Regions from separate parts of the Homo sapiens genome. Here region 2 is linked to region 1. Evidence: chromatin contacts called from ENCODE POLR2A ChIA-PET data. All regions are on one chromosome and are shown on one strand. Each heading gives the region's core, a stretch centred on a gene start or an enhancer-like site at or near the end of the contact. The rest is flanking DNA. Distances are from core to core; before and after follow the strand shown. Region 1 has its middle 7.1 kb from the start of GNG7. Region 2 overlaps SMIM24 (small integral membrane protein 24).

The links. ChIA-PET counts read pairs that join two places held with the same protein, here RNA polymerase II (POLR2A).
Region 2: POLR2A ChIA-PET joins it to region 1 with 10 read pairs in activated CD8-positive, alpha-beta memory T cell. The contact joins two enhancer-like sites. POLR2A ChIA-PET finds 5 or more read pairs at or near these places in 2 of 52 experiments (activated CD8-positive, alpha-beta memory T cell and activated T-cell).

What each region holds. Positions count from the first base shown.
Region 1 is chr19:2,705,946-2,713,666 of GRCh38, forward strand. No RefSeq gene overlaps it. Among named protein-coding and RNA genes, the nearest start is that of GNG7, 7.1 kb to the left of the region's middle. RefSeq lists an enhancer at 4,546-4,625. Within about 2 kb of position 4,651, at least 3 of the 41 ENCODE cell types and tissues checked have a DNase peak (open chromatin) inside an H3K27ac peak, as active enhancers do.
Region 2 is chr19:3,469,914-3,477,634 of GRCh38, forward strand. SMIM24 (small integral membrane protein 24) reads right to left here. Exons shown (of 4, transcript NM_001136503.2): 4 at 4,073-5,083. The coding sequence ends at 4,930. Among named protein-coding and RNA genes, the nearest start is that of SMIM24, 6.8 kb to the right of the region's middle. Within about 2 kb of position 4,243, at least 3 of the 41 ENCODE cell types and tissues checked have a DNase peak (open chromatin) inside an H3K27ac peak, as active enhancers do.

The sequences.
Region 1 (7,721 bases), core at 3,401-5,900:
TATTCTCCTGCCTTAGCCTCCCGAGTAGCTGGGCTTACAGGCGCCCACCATCATGTCCAGCTAACTTTTGTATTTTTAATAGAGACGGAGTTTCACCATGTTGGCCAGCCTGGTCTCAAACTACTGACCTCAGGTGATCCACCAACCTCGGCCTCCCAAAGTGCTGGGATTACAGGCATGAGCCATTGCGCCCGGCCCCTTTCTTTTGTTTTTTGGGTTTTTGTTGTTGTTGATGATGATGTTGTTTGGACACAGGGTCTTGCTCTGTCGCCCGGGCTGGAGTGCAGTGATTCTATCACAGCTCACTGCAGCCTTGATCTCCCAGGCTCAAGTAATCCTCCCACCTCAGCCTCCTGAGAAGCTGGGACCACAGATGCATGCCACCATGCCTAGCTAATTTTTACATTTTTTTTTTTTAGAGATGGGATCTTGCTATGTTGCCCAGGCTGGTCTCGAACTCCTGGGCTCAAGTGATCCTCCCGCCTCTGCCTTGTTTATTTTCTTTCTTTCTTTCTTTCCTTTTATCTGAGACAGGGTCTCACTCTCTCATCCAGGGTTGAGGGCAGTGGCTCGATCATTGCTCACTGCAGCCTCCAACTCCTGGGCTCCAGCGATCCTCCTGTCTCGGCCTCCTGAGTAGCTGGGACTGCAGGCACCCATTGGGATTACAGGCTTGAAGCCACCTCACCTGGCCCAATTCCCCTTTTTCAAATTTAGCAGTATCCCTGGTCAAAAAAAGAAACATTAAAAATTAAATTAAAATTGTAAATATTGAGATCACTGTGGATTCATACGCAGTTGTAAGACATAGCATAGAAGGAGGGCCAGTACCCTCTGCCCAGCTTCGCCCAATGGCAAACTCTTGCAAAACTGCAGTGAAATGTCATGAACGGGATATTAACATTGTTAAGCTTAAGATAGAGGATGTTGGCCAGGCGCGGTGGCTCACGCCTGTAATCCCAGCACTTTGGGAGGCCGAGGCGGGCGGATCACAAGGTCAGGAGATCGAGACCAGCCTGACCAACATGGAGAAACCCCGTCTCTACTAAAAATACAAAATTAGCCAGGCGTGGTGGCGCATGCCTGTAATCCCAGCTACTCAGGAGGCTGAGGCAGGAGAATCACCTAAACCTGGGAGGTGGAGATTGCAGTGAGCCGAGATCGCATCATTGTACTGCAGCCTAGGCAACAAGAGCAAAACTCCTTCTCAAAAGAAAGAAAGAAACAAACAAACAAAAAAAGGCAGAGGATGTTTCCATCCCTGCGAGGATCCCTCCTGGTGCCTTCTAAGAGCCACACCCACCTTCCTCCCATCCCCAAACCCCATCCCTAACCTCTGACCATCACCAATCTCTTCACCATTTCACTTATTTTTATCTTTTTTTTTTTTCTGAGACGGAGTCTCACCCTATCGCCCAGGCTGAAGTGCAATGGCGTGATCTAGGCTCACTGCAACCTCCGCCTCCCAGGTTCAAGCTATTCTCCAGCCTCAGCCTCCTGAGTAGCTGGGATTACAGGCGCCCACCACCTGGCTAATTTTTGTATTGTTAATAGAGATGGAGTTTCATCATGTTGGCCAGCCTGGTCTCAAACTCCTGACCTCAAGTGCTCCACCCGCCTCAGCCTCCCAAAGTGCTGGGATTACAGGAGTGAGCCACCGTGCTAGGCCCCTTTTTTTTTTTTTTTGAGACAAGGTCTTGCTCTGTCTCCCAGGCTGGAGTGCAGTGGCACATTCACAGCTTACTTGCAGCCTCAAACTCCTGGGCTCAAGTGATCCTCCTGCCTCAGCCTCCCAAGTAGCTGGGACTATAAGTGTGCACCACCATGTCTGGCTAGTTATTTTGTATTTTTATTTTATTTTAAGTTCTGGGATACATGTGCAGGCTGTGCAGGTTTGTTACATAGGTAAATGTGTGCCATGGTGGTTTGCTGCACCTATCTACCCATCATCTATGTTGTTTTGTTTTGATTTGATTTGTTTGAGACAGAGTCTCACTCTGTTGCCCAGGCTGGAGTACAGTGGCGTGATCTCGGCTCACTGCAGCGCCTCACGGGTTCCAGCGATTTTCCTGCCTCAGCCTCCCAAGTAGCTGGGATTATAGGCGCCTGCCACCATGCCTGACTAATTTTTGTATTTGTAATAGAGGCAAGGTTTCGCCATGTTGGCCAGGCTGGTCTCGAACTCCTGACCTCAACTGATTTGCCGGCCTTGGCCTCCCAAAGTGCTGGGATGACAGGCGTGAGCCACCTTACCTGGCCAACTTTTTTCACTTTTTATAATTATCTGATTCATCTAGGTGGTGGCTTGTCTTAGTATTTTGTTCCTTTTGACTGCTAAGTAATATTCCACAATGAGGATGGGGCACAATTTGTTCAACCATCCACCCACTGAAAACCAGTGTTTGGCTCTTACTAATAAAGCTGCCGTTAACATTCCTGTAAGGGTTTGTGTATGAACATAAATCATTTCTCTGAGATAAATGACCAGGACCACAATCGCTATGTCATATGGTAGCTGCATGATTTGTTCTTGAAGAAACTGCCAAATATTCTTCCAGAGAGTTATATATTTTTTAATGTTTTCTTTTGAGATAGGGTCTTACCAGTTTGCCCAGGCTGGTTTTGAACTCCTGGGCTCAAGTGATCCTCCTGCCTTAGCCTCCCAAAGTGCTGGGATTACAGGCATGAGCCTGTATTTTTTAATGGTTACTTTTTTTCCAGAACACTAAAGCAGTTGAAAGTATTCAAGGATTGAAAAGATGTTGTATTCAAACTCACAATGTCATGTGTCTTTTTACAATGTTATTATTAAGTTTCTTTATGTCCAAATAGACTTTATTATAATTTTACTGTCCTAGTTTTAGTAGAAGCAAATCCTACTAAATCATCAGTCATATTTTCAAAATCTACTTCTGGAAAAAATCAACCACTAAAAATGCATACAGATATATAAAGGTGCTGGGCCGGGCGCGGTGGCTCACGCCGGTAATCCCAGCACTTTGGGAGGCCAAGGCAGGTGGATCACGAGATCAAGAGATCGAGACCAGCCTTGCCAACATGGTGAAACCCCATCTCTACTAAAAATACAAAAATTAGCTGGGTGTGGTGGCACGCACCTGTAGTCCCAGCTACTCAGGAGGCTGAGGCAGGAGAATCGCTTGAACCCGGGAGGCGGAGGTTGCAGTGAGCCGAGACGTGCCACTGCACTCCAGCCTGGCAACACAGCAAGACTCCATCTCAAAAAAAACAAAAAGAAAAGAAAAGAAAAAAGAAAATTAGATGGGCACAGTGGCACACACCTGTAGTCCCAGCTACTCTGGAGGATGAGGCAGGAGAATCGCTTGAACTGGAAAGGAGGAGGTTGCAGTGAGCCGAGACTGCACCACTGCACTCCAGCCTGGACAACAAATTGAGACAGTCTCAAAAAAATAGAAAGATATGTAAAGATGCTTAAATATTTGGTATATGTACACATGCACACATTTTTCCTTTTGCCTGAGGCTCTCAGGGGAAGGTTGGATGCTGTCTTTATTTGGGACTTTAAAATTTTGTTCAATGCAGATTTTTTGTACTCATGTCAATTTTTAAAAAAATATTGCATTAGGACCAGGTGCAGTGGCTCATGCCTGTAATCCTAGCACTTTGAAAGGCCAAGATGGGAGGATTGCTTGAGGCTAGGAGTTCAAGACCAGACTGGCCAACATAGTGAGACCCCCATCTCTACTAATAATACAAAAAATAAAAATTAGCTGGGCCGTGGTGGTGCATGCCTATAATCCCGGCTACTCGGGAGGCTGAGGCAGGAGAATTGCTTGAACCTGGCAGGTAGAGGTTGCAGTGAGCAGAGATCATGCCACTGCACTCCAGCTTGGGCAACAGAGCAAGACTCTCAAATACATACATATTGCATTAGTGAGGGTGGCTAGCGTGGCTAGGAGGGATATCACGAGGGAGTCTTTGGTGTCGCTTAAGTGTCTTGTTTGTGCAGTGGCTTACACCTGTCATCCCAGCACTTTGGGAGGCCGAAGCAGGAAGATCCGTTGAGCCCAGGAGTTCGAGACCATTCTGGGCAACATGGCAAGACCCCCCCACCATATCTACAAATATATATATAAGAAAATTAGCCGGGCGTGCTGGCTCACTCCTGCAATCCCAGCACTTTGGGAGGCCGAGGTGGGCGGATCACGAGGTCAGGAGATTGAGACCATCCTGGCTAACACGGTGAAACCCGTCTCTACTAAAAATACAAAAAATTAGCCGGGCGTGGTGGCGGGCGCCTGTAGTCCCAGCTACTCGGGAGGCTGAGGCAGGAGAATGGCGTGAACTTGGGAGGCGGAGCTTGCAGTGAGCCGAGATCGCACCACTGCACTCCAGCCTGGGCGACAGAGCCAGACCCCGTCTCAAAAAAAAAAGAAAGAAAGAAAATTAGCCACATGTGGTGACGTGCATGTGTCTGTAGTCCCAGCTACTCAGTTACTCGGGGGGCGCTGAGGTGGGAGGATCACTTGAGCCCAAGAGATTGAGGCTGCAGTGAGCTGTGTTCACACCACTGCACCATTCCAGCCTGGGCGACGGAGCAAGACCCTGACCAAAAAAAAAAAAAAAAAGTATCTCGTGACGGTGTTTAGAGGAAGTTATGCGTGTGATAAAACTGCATAAACCACACACACACTCACACACTCAGATGAGTGCATGCAAATCCAGTGAAGCTTGCATCCTTCCACTGTGCTGGTTTTGAGGTTATACTGCAGTTATGCAAGATGTAAACATAGCTGGGGGGCTGGGTGCAGGGTGCATCAGACCTCCTTGTACCTTCCCGTGAATCAATAATTATTAATAAATAAAACGTTTTAAAAATTGCAATGAAGGCCAGGCACGGTGTCTCATGCCTGTAATCCCAGCGCTTTGGGAGGCCAAGGCAGGTGGATCACCTGAGGTCAGAAGTTTGAGACCAGCCTGGCCAACATGGTGAAACCCCATCTCTATTAAAACCACAAAAATTAGCCGGGCATGGTTGTGGGCGTCTGTAATCCCAGCTACTCGGGAGGCTGGGGCAGGAGAATTGTTTGAAGCCGAGATCACACCACTGCACTCCAGCCTGGGCGACAGAGCAAGACTCCGTCTCAAAAAAAAAATAATTTTTAAAAGAGGGTGTCTCAAAACCCATGGTCACTTGGAGAAATAGAGGAGGGGGTCCCAGGCAGGTGCTATGCTCCCTGCAGCTGCAGCTGGGATCCCACCATCTTCACATCTGACCTGGAGGACATATCACTAACCACGGCCCTCTCCCGCCTCCTGGGATCCTGGCAAGCCAGACTCCAACCATACATTCACATTACACAGATAGGGAAGCTGAGGTCCTGTGGGTTCCTGCCTTTGTAAAATAGGGCTCTTAGTGCCTGTCCGACCTCCTCAGCCAGCTGCGGTAAGTACACGGTACAGCGGGGCCCTCGAGGTCTCTTGAGGGAAATGCTGAAATGTTCCCGTAACCCCCTGGCATCCTTCTCGTGAAAGTCCAAACTCTTCCCACAGCCCACCAGGCACTGTTTGACCCCTGCTGGCGACCTTCAACTTCACTGGCCACCTTCCCTCTCCTCCCTCCACTCCTCCCAGCCAGGCCTCACCTGTTCCTGCTTTGACACCTTTGCTGGTCCCCCTGTCCAGTGCTCCGTCCCAGGTCCCCTTGGAGCTGGCCTCTCCCCCGCTTCCCACATCAGCAAACACGTCAGCTTCTGAGTCAGACCTCAGAAGGCCTGGGACTCCCAGCCACGTCACTTTTGTGATGCAGGTTTATCTTCTGCGTAGGGAGCATGTGTCTGCGATGATTTGATCCACTTCTTCATAGGGAATCATCGTCCCCAGTGGGTTATGCTCTCTGAGCAGGCAGGGGGCTCTGGGGCTGGTGTCTGTCACTGCTGTGTCCCCAGCATCAGGGCAGGACCAGGCATAGAGTGGTGCCTCTTACATACTGGATGAATGAATGAATGAATGAACCAATGAATACGTGAATGAATGATGTCTCAGCTCTTCCTTCCTTCCAGTCTGGTCCTGAACAACGCCTTACCTCTTCAGGTCAGATCCCTGCCCCAGCCTGCTCTGGGTTAGGGGTGAGGGGTGGGGGCTGGGCTGGCAGATGGGACAAGCAGGGAAGGTCCCCTGACATGGTTTGGCTCTCTGTCCCCACCCAAATCTCATGTTGAATTGTAGTCCCGTGTTGGAGGTAGTGCCTGATGGGAGGCGACTGGATCATGACGGTGGATCCTCATGAATGGATCCACCCCTCAGTCCTGTCTCATAATAGAGTTCTCACAAGATCCGGTATGGCACCTCCTCCCCTGTGCTCCTGCTCCGGCCGAGTGACCTGCCTGCTCCCCTCTGCCTTCCCCCATGACCGTAAGTTTCCTGAGGCCTCCCAGAAGCAGCTGCTGCCATGCTTCCTGCACAGGCTGTGGAACTATGAGCCAATTAAACCTCTTTTCTCTATCATTTACCTGTATCAGGTATTTCTTTTCTTTTTGTGGGGCGGCGGGGGGTTGGACAGAGTTTCATTCTCGTCACCCAGGCTGGAGTGTAGTGGCACGATCTCAGCTCACTGCAAGCTCCGCCTCCCGGGTTCAAGTGATCCTCCTGCCTCAGCCTCCCTAGTAGTTGGGATTACAGACTCCCGCCACCACGCCCAGCTAATTTTTTGTATTTTTAGTAGAGACAGGGTTTTGCCATGTGAGCCAGGCTGGTCTCAAACTTCTGGTCTCAGGTAATATGCCCTTCTCGGCCTCCCAAAGTGCTGGGACTACAGGCATGAGCCACCGTGCCCGGCCTGGGTATTTCTTTATAGCATTCCAAGAATGGACTAATACAGTCTCCTCTGCCCCAACGCCACTGGGCCTGCAAGGAAATTGTCCACGTTCACAGAAAGTCCAGCTGGGAGGATGTCCCCAGCTAATGTGCACAGAGTGAATCTGGAAACCAACACCCTAGAAAAAAGCCACATAAAGACATCTCCAAGCAGAGTCCCAGACGGGTCCTGCCTTGCCTCCCCTGCTGCATGTCCTCAACCCACTCCCTCCACCTCCCCACCACCATCCCATCCTTCGCTTCCTACACAGGTCCCCTCCTCCACTCTTCACCCCATCCCTCACTTTCTACACCCACCACCTCCTCCACCCTTCCTCCCATCCCTCACTTCCTCCACCCATCACCTCCTCCATCCTTCATCCCATCCCTCACTTCCTACACCCATCGCCTCCTCCACCCTTCACCCCATACCTCACTTCCTACACCCATCACCTCCTCCACCCTTCACCCCATACCTCACTTCCTACACCCACCACCTCCTCCACCCTTCATCCCATTCCTCACTTCCTACACCCACCACCTCCTCCACCCTTCATCCCATCCCTCACTTCCTACACCCATCACCTCCTCCACCCTTCATCCCATCCGTCACTGTCTACACCGATCACCTCCTCCACCCTTCATCCCATCCCTCACTTCCTACACCCACCACCTCCTCCACCCTTAATGCCATCTCTCACTTCCTACACCCATCACCTCCTCCACCCTTCATCCCATCCATCACTGTCTACACCCATCACCTCCTCCACCCTTCATCCCATCCCTCACTTCCTCCACGCACCACCTCCTCCACCCTTCATCCCATCCCTCACTTCCTACACCCGTCACCTCCTCCACCCTTCATCCCATTCCTCACTTCCTACACC
Region 2 (7,721 bases), core at 2,993-5,492, 760 kb after region 1:
GCCCAGGACGGCCCCACCCCAGAGACTGATCCACAGTGCCTGGGGGTGGGGGAGACCCACTTTAGATGGTGGCTTTGAATGAGCTTCTGAGGCCAGACCTGTCCCAGCAACGCTCCTGGAGGCTGTAACCTCTTCCCCTTTGTAGGATGGGCTGTTTCACACCCCTTAGCCTTTGCTCATTCCTGCCTCCCCATCTGTGCAGACCTTTCACACTGGTGTCCTCTTCCACCAGGAAGTCTTCCCACCTTTCTCCAGCCTGGTTCCCTCCCCCAGCAGTCTCAGAGCTATCGGTGAATTCCATGAGGCATCTACGGAGCACCCACTCTGTGCCAGGCACAGGGGATTCCATCCCTTCCCTTGTGCCTTGGAGGAATCCAAGCCTGGCACACAGTCGGTGCTCAATAAATGCACAAAATAGCTTCTCTTGCTACCTGGCAAACTCCCAGTCATTGAGCAAAGACTTCCTGAGCATCTCCTGAGTACCAAGCCCCAGGACCCAGCAGTGAACAAAACACTCAAATTCAGATCCCGTCTTGGAGCCTACAGCTTCCTCCAGGTCAGGAAGAACAGTGAACAACAAGTAGAAGTGGCCGGGTGCAGCGACTCACACCTGTAATCCCAGCAATTTGGGAGGCCAAGGCAGGAGGATCGCTTGAGTCAAAGAGTTCAGGACCAGCCTGGGCAACATAGAACCCATCTCTACAGATACACTTAAAAAGTTAGCTGCGCGTGGTGACACACCTGTAGTCTCAGGAGGCTGAGATAGGAGGATTGTTTGATCCCTGGAGGTTGAGGCTGCAGTGAGCTGTGATTGCACCATTGCTGTCCAGCCTGGAGTGCAACAGAGCAAGACCCTGTCTCCAATCAATCAGTCGATAAAATAGAAGTAAAAGATGTCAGAGGAGGTAAGTGATGAGTAGGGCAATGAACAGAGGAAGGGCGGGGAGTGGTCCCATCTAGACAGATCTGGAGGGAGGGAGGGAAGGAGCGTCCTGAAATTCTGGCAGAAGTCACAGCTCCTGCAAAGGCCCGAGGGCGGGACCATGCCTGCTTCATTGGAGGAACAGTGAGGAGGCCTGTGTGGCTGGAGCAGAGTGAGGAGAGGGATGGAGGGAGGACTGGAGGGCAGGGAAGGGACGGGGCAGGTCATTCAGGGCCTTGTGGGCCACAGGGAAAATGTTGACTTTTCCCCTGAAGGAGGTGGGAGCCATGGAGGGCTGGGGGCAGAAGGATGGGCCCCAACATGGTTTCAATACACCCTCGGCCAGGAAGCCTTCCTCACCTGCCCCAGCAGAGCTTCTGCCCCCAATCACTCCTGACCCAGCCCTGACCATTCAGGGGCATGACCGTGTCCAGCTCTGTCCCCTCCAGACTGGGGGCCCCTCCCACACTGAGGTCAGAGGGGAGGGAGGCTGGGGCCCGGGAGAATCAGGAGTGTGAAAGGGGCTGGGTGCAGTGGCTCATGCCTGCAGTCCCAGCACTTTGAGAGGTGGGAGGATCACTTGAGGTCAGGAGTTTGAGACCAGCCTGGACAACATGGTGAAACCCTGTCTCTACTAAAAATACAAAAATTAGCCGGGTGTGGTGGTGCGCCCCTGTAATCCCAGCTACTCAGGAAGCTGAGGTGGGAGAATTGCTTGAACCCGGGAGGTAAAGACCGCACCACTGCACTCCAGCCTGGGCAATGGAGCAAGACCCTATCTCAAAAAAAAAAAAAAAAAAATAGCCAGGCATGGTAGTGCATTCCTGTAGTCCTAGCTACTTGGGAGGCAGAGGTGGGAAGATCCCTCGAGCCTGATAGGTAGAGGCTGCAGTGAGCCAAGATCACGCCACTGCACTCCAGCCTGGGCGACAGAGCAAGACCCTGTCTCAAAAAAACAAAAACAAAAAAAGAGTAAGGCTAGTTCTTGGGGGGGCTGAGATGGGGCCCTCCATCCTGTCCCCAACTCCAAAACCCCAAAAGACCCCAGGTTGGGCCAGAAAAACTCTCTTTGCACCATGGGCTCCTTCCATCCTACCCACAAGACCACAAGGCGGGGACGATCCTTTTTTGCAAATGGGGAAACTGAGGCACAAAGAAGCGAGGTAAGGTGCATTGACAGGGCAGCAGGCACAGTGCGTCCTCGCTGACACGACCCCACGCTGCTTCCTGGTGACAGGCACCGAGGACACCGAGGATGGGGGGGTCCGAGGCCCCTTCCCACGTCCCACTCCCAACTTGGGTCGCCCCCACTCACCCTCAGCAGCGAGATTTTGGCGCCCCCTTGTGGGCAGGCCGGGGACACCCCCCCAACCTCCCCCATCCCAGTTCCTCTCTGCAGCGGGAAACGGGGGCTCCAGTCAGGCCAGAGGAGGCTTCTTGTAGAGCAGGGGTTGAGCCAAGGTCAGGGGGTCTCAGCTGGAGTCAGGGGATCAGCCAGGGCTGGGGTGGAAACTCAGCGGTGGAAACTTAGCCTCCCCTTGGATCTTACGGAAAGCCTCGGTCGTGTCCAGCCCTTGGCCCCTGGGTGATGAGATTCCTGGCTGGGAGGGGAGGGCTGTCCCAGTAATGCAGGCTGTTGGGTTGGTCACCCCTGACTCCCCACCCTAAAACGGGGGAAGGCTTGTGACAACCCAAAATGCCCCCGCAAAAAAATTCCAAATGCGGCCGAGTGCAGTGGCTCATGCCTGTAATCCCAGCAATTTGGGATACCAGAGATGGGAGGATTGCTTGAGGTCAGGAGTTAGAGACCAGCCTGGGTAATACAGCGAGACCCTAGCTCTATCAAAAAATAAACATAAAATTAGCTGGGCACGGTGGCTCACAACTCTAATCCCAGCACTTTTGGAGGCCAAGGAGGGTGGATTGCTTGAGCCTGGGAGTTCGAGACCAGCCTGGGCAACACGGCGAAACCCCGTCTCTACTAAGAACGTATAAATTAGCCAGGTGTGGTGGCAGGCGCCTGTAATCCCAGCTACTCAGGAGGCTGAGGCATGAGAATTGCTTGAACCTGGGAGGTGGAGATTGCAGTCAGGTGGGATCGTGCCACTGCACTCCAGCCTGGGCGACAGAGGGAGACTCCACCTCAAAAATAAAATTTTAAAAATAGCTGAGTGTGGTGATATGTGCCTGTGGTCCCAGCTGCTCAGGAGGCTGAGGCAGCAGGACCGCTTGAGCCCGGGAGGTCAAGGCTGCAATGAGCTATGATGGAATCACTGCACTCCAGCCTGGGCAATAGAGCAAGACCCTGTCTCTACAAAATATTTAATTTTTTTTTAGATTTCCAAACGCCCCCTAGTGGAGAAGTCCTGCCCCCTGCACTCCAGCCTGGGAAACAGAGTGAGACCTTGTCTCAAAAAATAATAACCATCCTGGCTAATACGGTGAAACGCCATCTCTACTAAAAAATACCCAAAAAATTAGCCGGAAGTGGTGGTGGGTGCCTGTAATCCCAGCTACTCGGGAGGCTGAGGCAGGAGAATCGCTTGAACTGGAAGGTGGAGGTTGCGGTGAGCCAATATCGGGCCCTTGCACTCCAGCCTGGGCAACAAGAGCAAAACTCCATCTCAAAAAAAAAAAAAAAGAAAAAAGAAAAAAAGAGAAAGAAAGAAAGAAAGAAAAGAAGAAAAGAAAAGGGCCAGGAGCAGGGACTCACACCTGTAATCCCAGCACTTTGGGAGGCCTAGGCAGGCGGATCAACTGAGGTCAGGAGTTCGAGACCAGCCTGGCCAACATGGTGAAACCCCGTCTCTACTAAAAATGCAAAAATTAGCCAGGCATGGTGGTGCATGCCTGTAATCCCAGCTACTCGGGAGGCTGAGGCAGGAGAATCACTTGAACCCAGGAGGCAGAGATTGCACCACTGCACTCCAGCCTGGGTGACAGAGTGATTGCACCACTGCACTCCAGCCTGGGCGACAGAGTGAGACTTTGTCTAAAGAAAAAAAAAGAAAAGAAAAAGGTCCTCATTAAGAAATGGTCATTGTGGCCAGGCTGAGGCTGGAGAACTGATTGAACCTGGAAGGCAGAGGCTGCAGTGAACCAAGATCACAGCATTGCATTCCAGCCTGGGTGACAGAGCGAGACTCCATCTCAAATAAAAGAGAAATGGTCATTGTTCAGGGTAAGGTCCAGGGCCTGGAGAAGGTGAGGGGAAGCAGGAGAACAGAAACTGGGAAAAGGAAGTGCTAGTCCCTTTCCAAGATATTGCAGGGCCCTGGGGCACCCCCACCCTCCAAGATACAGCTCCCAGGAAAAAAGTCACGTGCCCCAAAACAAAGTGAGGTGGGGGAAGGAGCAAAGATTTGCTTGGAGACGGCGCTCAGGGCTCAAAGTCCAGGGCTCAGGACAGCAAAAAACCAGATTGCCGGGGGAGTGTTTAATCTGCTCAGGGCGTCTGGGCACCTGTGCACCCTGAGCCTCCATATCATCCGCCCAGCCATCGCCCGCAGCCCCAAAAGCAGCCTCCTTCCCCAGAGGTAAACTGAGTCCCAAGAGATGACAGGAGCCCTTCCAAAGGGCTGTTACGAATGCTTTAATGCAGGCCATTGGGAAGCAGCTCTCAGCTGGCAGTGGGTGCATGGGAGAGGGGAAGTTCTGTTCAGTAGACATCAGGCAGAGAGAAAAGAAATCAGGCAGTGGGGAGAAGCAGGTGGAGCCATGAGATCGTGGAGGATTGCGGGTGTCTCCTCAACCAGGGATGCTCTCCGAGTATAAGAAGAATCACCAGGCAGGGACCAAGCTCAGGAAGAGGGGTGCATGAAAACCATGTTTGCCCAGAGAGCCCCCAATGAGGGAGGTGGGGTGGGTTCCAAGCCTTCTTCACTTGAGAACACTGTATTCTGAATCCCAGATGGAGTCATTTCACGGGCTTCAAGTCCAGGGCACTGCTTTTAGGGGGCAGAAGAGGCATCTCTGGGGGACTGCCTGGAAGAGGCAGCCAGGAATCTTCACATGACTGTGCTCTTTGCTCTCTCATGGTCTCCGGGCTCTTTTTCCTCCAGATCCAGTCCCAAGTTGCTCTCTCCTTCCTTTGCTGTCTTTTTCTCCTTCTTCCTCTTCTCTTCTTTCTCCTTGGCCTCTTTCTTCTCTCTCTTGTCTTCACTGTAGGGATACAAAGGCCCCAAACCATAATAAGAAACAGAGACACTCCTATTTAATGGCCACTCACTTGAGCCAGCCCATGTGATGAGTATTTTACAAGCGGTATCTCAGTGAATCTTCAAAATAACCCTAACTACGCGGCCTCACGATTTCCATTTCACAAAGACAGCAACTAAGACTCAATTGCTCCATGGAGGGATGGATGGGTGGATGGATGGATGGACATAAGCCAAAGGCTCCCTGTTGCCTCTTGGGACTCAGTTTACTCCTGGCAAAGGAGGCTGCTTTTGAGGCTGGGTGCAGTGGCTGGACAGATGATATGGAGGTTCACACTGCATATCATCATTGCAACTAAGACTCAACTGCTCCATGGATGGATGGATAGGTGGGTAGGTGTGTAAAGAAGTTAGGGAATAGATGGGTAGATGAGTGGACAGGTGGGTGGATAGTGGGTGGGTGGATGGATGATGGATGGGGGTATGGATGACTGGATGAACGGGTGGATGGCTAGGTGGGTGAGTGGTTGGAAGGATGGATGGATGGGTGGGTGGGTGGATAGATGGATGATGAATGGATGAGTAGACAGATGAATGGGTGGGTGGGTGGATGGGTGAGTGGATAGTTGAGTGGGTGGACGGATGGTAGGTGGATAGGTGATGGATGGATGGTGGGTGAATTGATGGGTGGGTGGGTGGATAAGTGAATGGGTGGATGAATGGATGGATGAGTGGGTGGATGAATTAATGAATGGGTGGGTGAACAGATGGGTGACTGAGTTGGCGAATGAATGGATGAGTGAGTGTGTGGGTGGGCGGATGATGGCTGGGTGATTGATGGATGGTGGATGGAAGGATGATAGATGGATGGGTGGATGGATGAATGAATGGGTTGGTGGATGAATGGATGGATGGGTGGGTGGATGGATGAGTAGATAAGTAGTTACATGAATGGACTGCTGCATGGAGGTTGAATAAATGAATTGGAAGATAAATGAATACATTGCAGGAAGGAGAGACTGATGGATCAGTGGATGGGGGTATGCAGAATGGAGAATGGGTGGATGGGAGTATAGATGGATGTATAGATCAATGAATGAATGTATAGGTGGATGGATGGATGAGTAGATAAGCAGTTGGGTGAATTGATGGTTGCATGGAGGGAGGGACAGATTAATAAGTAGATGAATGGATGAATTGGAGGAAGAAGAGAATGACATACCAATGGATAGGTAGATGGAGGATGAATGAGACTGTAGGTGGGTGGATGGATCAATGAGCTAATGGATAGATAGACTGATGGATGGACAGTTGGAGAGTGAAGACTGCATAGTTCGATGGACGCATAGGTGGGTGGGTGCGTGTATCAGTGAGTGGACAGATCAATGGGCTAATGGGTAGGTGGACTGATGGATGGGTGGTTGGAGGGTGAGGACTGCACGGGCAGACTGATAGATGGATGTACAAGTGGATGGTTGGGTGGATGGATGGAGGATTGAACAAGGCAGAAAGGAAGCTACAGGTACAGGTGCACAGGTGGGATCCAGATCCCCCAGTACATCCTGGGAGTAGGAATCATATTTTACTGGGGCTGAGCCAGGTCTTAGACAAAGCCACCACTCAGGTCCTCTCCCTCAGGCACATCTTGGACTCAGCTGAGACTCTCCCAGCCAGGCTGGTCACCTCCCAGCTCCCACTCTCCTACTCCTGTCCCCAAGCCTTTGCCCAAGACAGAGCCCCCAGCCCTGGATGGATGGATGGATGGATGGATGGAAGGATGGATGGATGGATAAATGGGTAGGTGGATGGATGGCTGTGTGGGTGGATGAATGAGTGAATAGATGGGTGATGGATGGATAGGTGATGGATGGATGGATGGATGGATGGATGGGTGGATGGGTGGGTGGGTGGATGGATGATGGATTGATGGGTGGATGAATAGATGGGTGGGTGGATGGATGGTGAATGGATGGCTGATGGATAGATGGGTGGGTAGATGGATGGGTGTGTGAACAGATGAGTGGGTGGGTGGATGGGTGAGTGGGTGGATGGATTGGTGAATGGATAGGTCGGGGGGTGGGTGAGTGAATAGATGGGTGATGGATGGATGGATGGATGGATGGATGGATGGATCATGGATGGTCGGTGGATGGATGGTGGGTGGGTGGATGGGTAGGTGATGAATGGATGGGGGTGGGTGATGGATGGATGAGTGATGAATGGATGGGTGAGTGGGTGGACGGGTTGGTGAATGGATGGGTTGGGGGATGGGTGAGTGGATGGATGGATGGATGGATGGATGGATGGATGGATGATAGACAGATGGTGGGTGGATGGATGGTGGGTGGGTGGATGGGTAGGTGATGGGTGGATGGGTGATGAATGGATGGGGGGTGATGAATGGATGGGTGAGTGGGTGGATAAGTGGTAGGTGAATAGATGGGTGGGTGGGCAGCTGGGTGAGTGAACAGATGGGTGATGAATGGATGATGGATGGATGGATGATGGATGGATGGATGGTGGGTGATGGATGGATGGGTGAGTGGGTAGATGGGTGAGTGGGTGGATGGGTGAGTGGGTGAATGGGTGATGGATGGGTGAGTGGGTGGATGGGTGAGTGGGTGGATAGGTGAGTGGGTGAA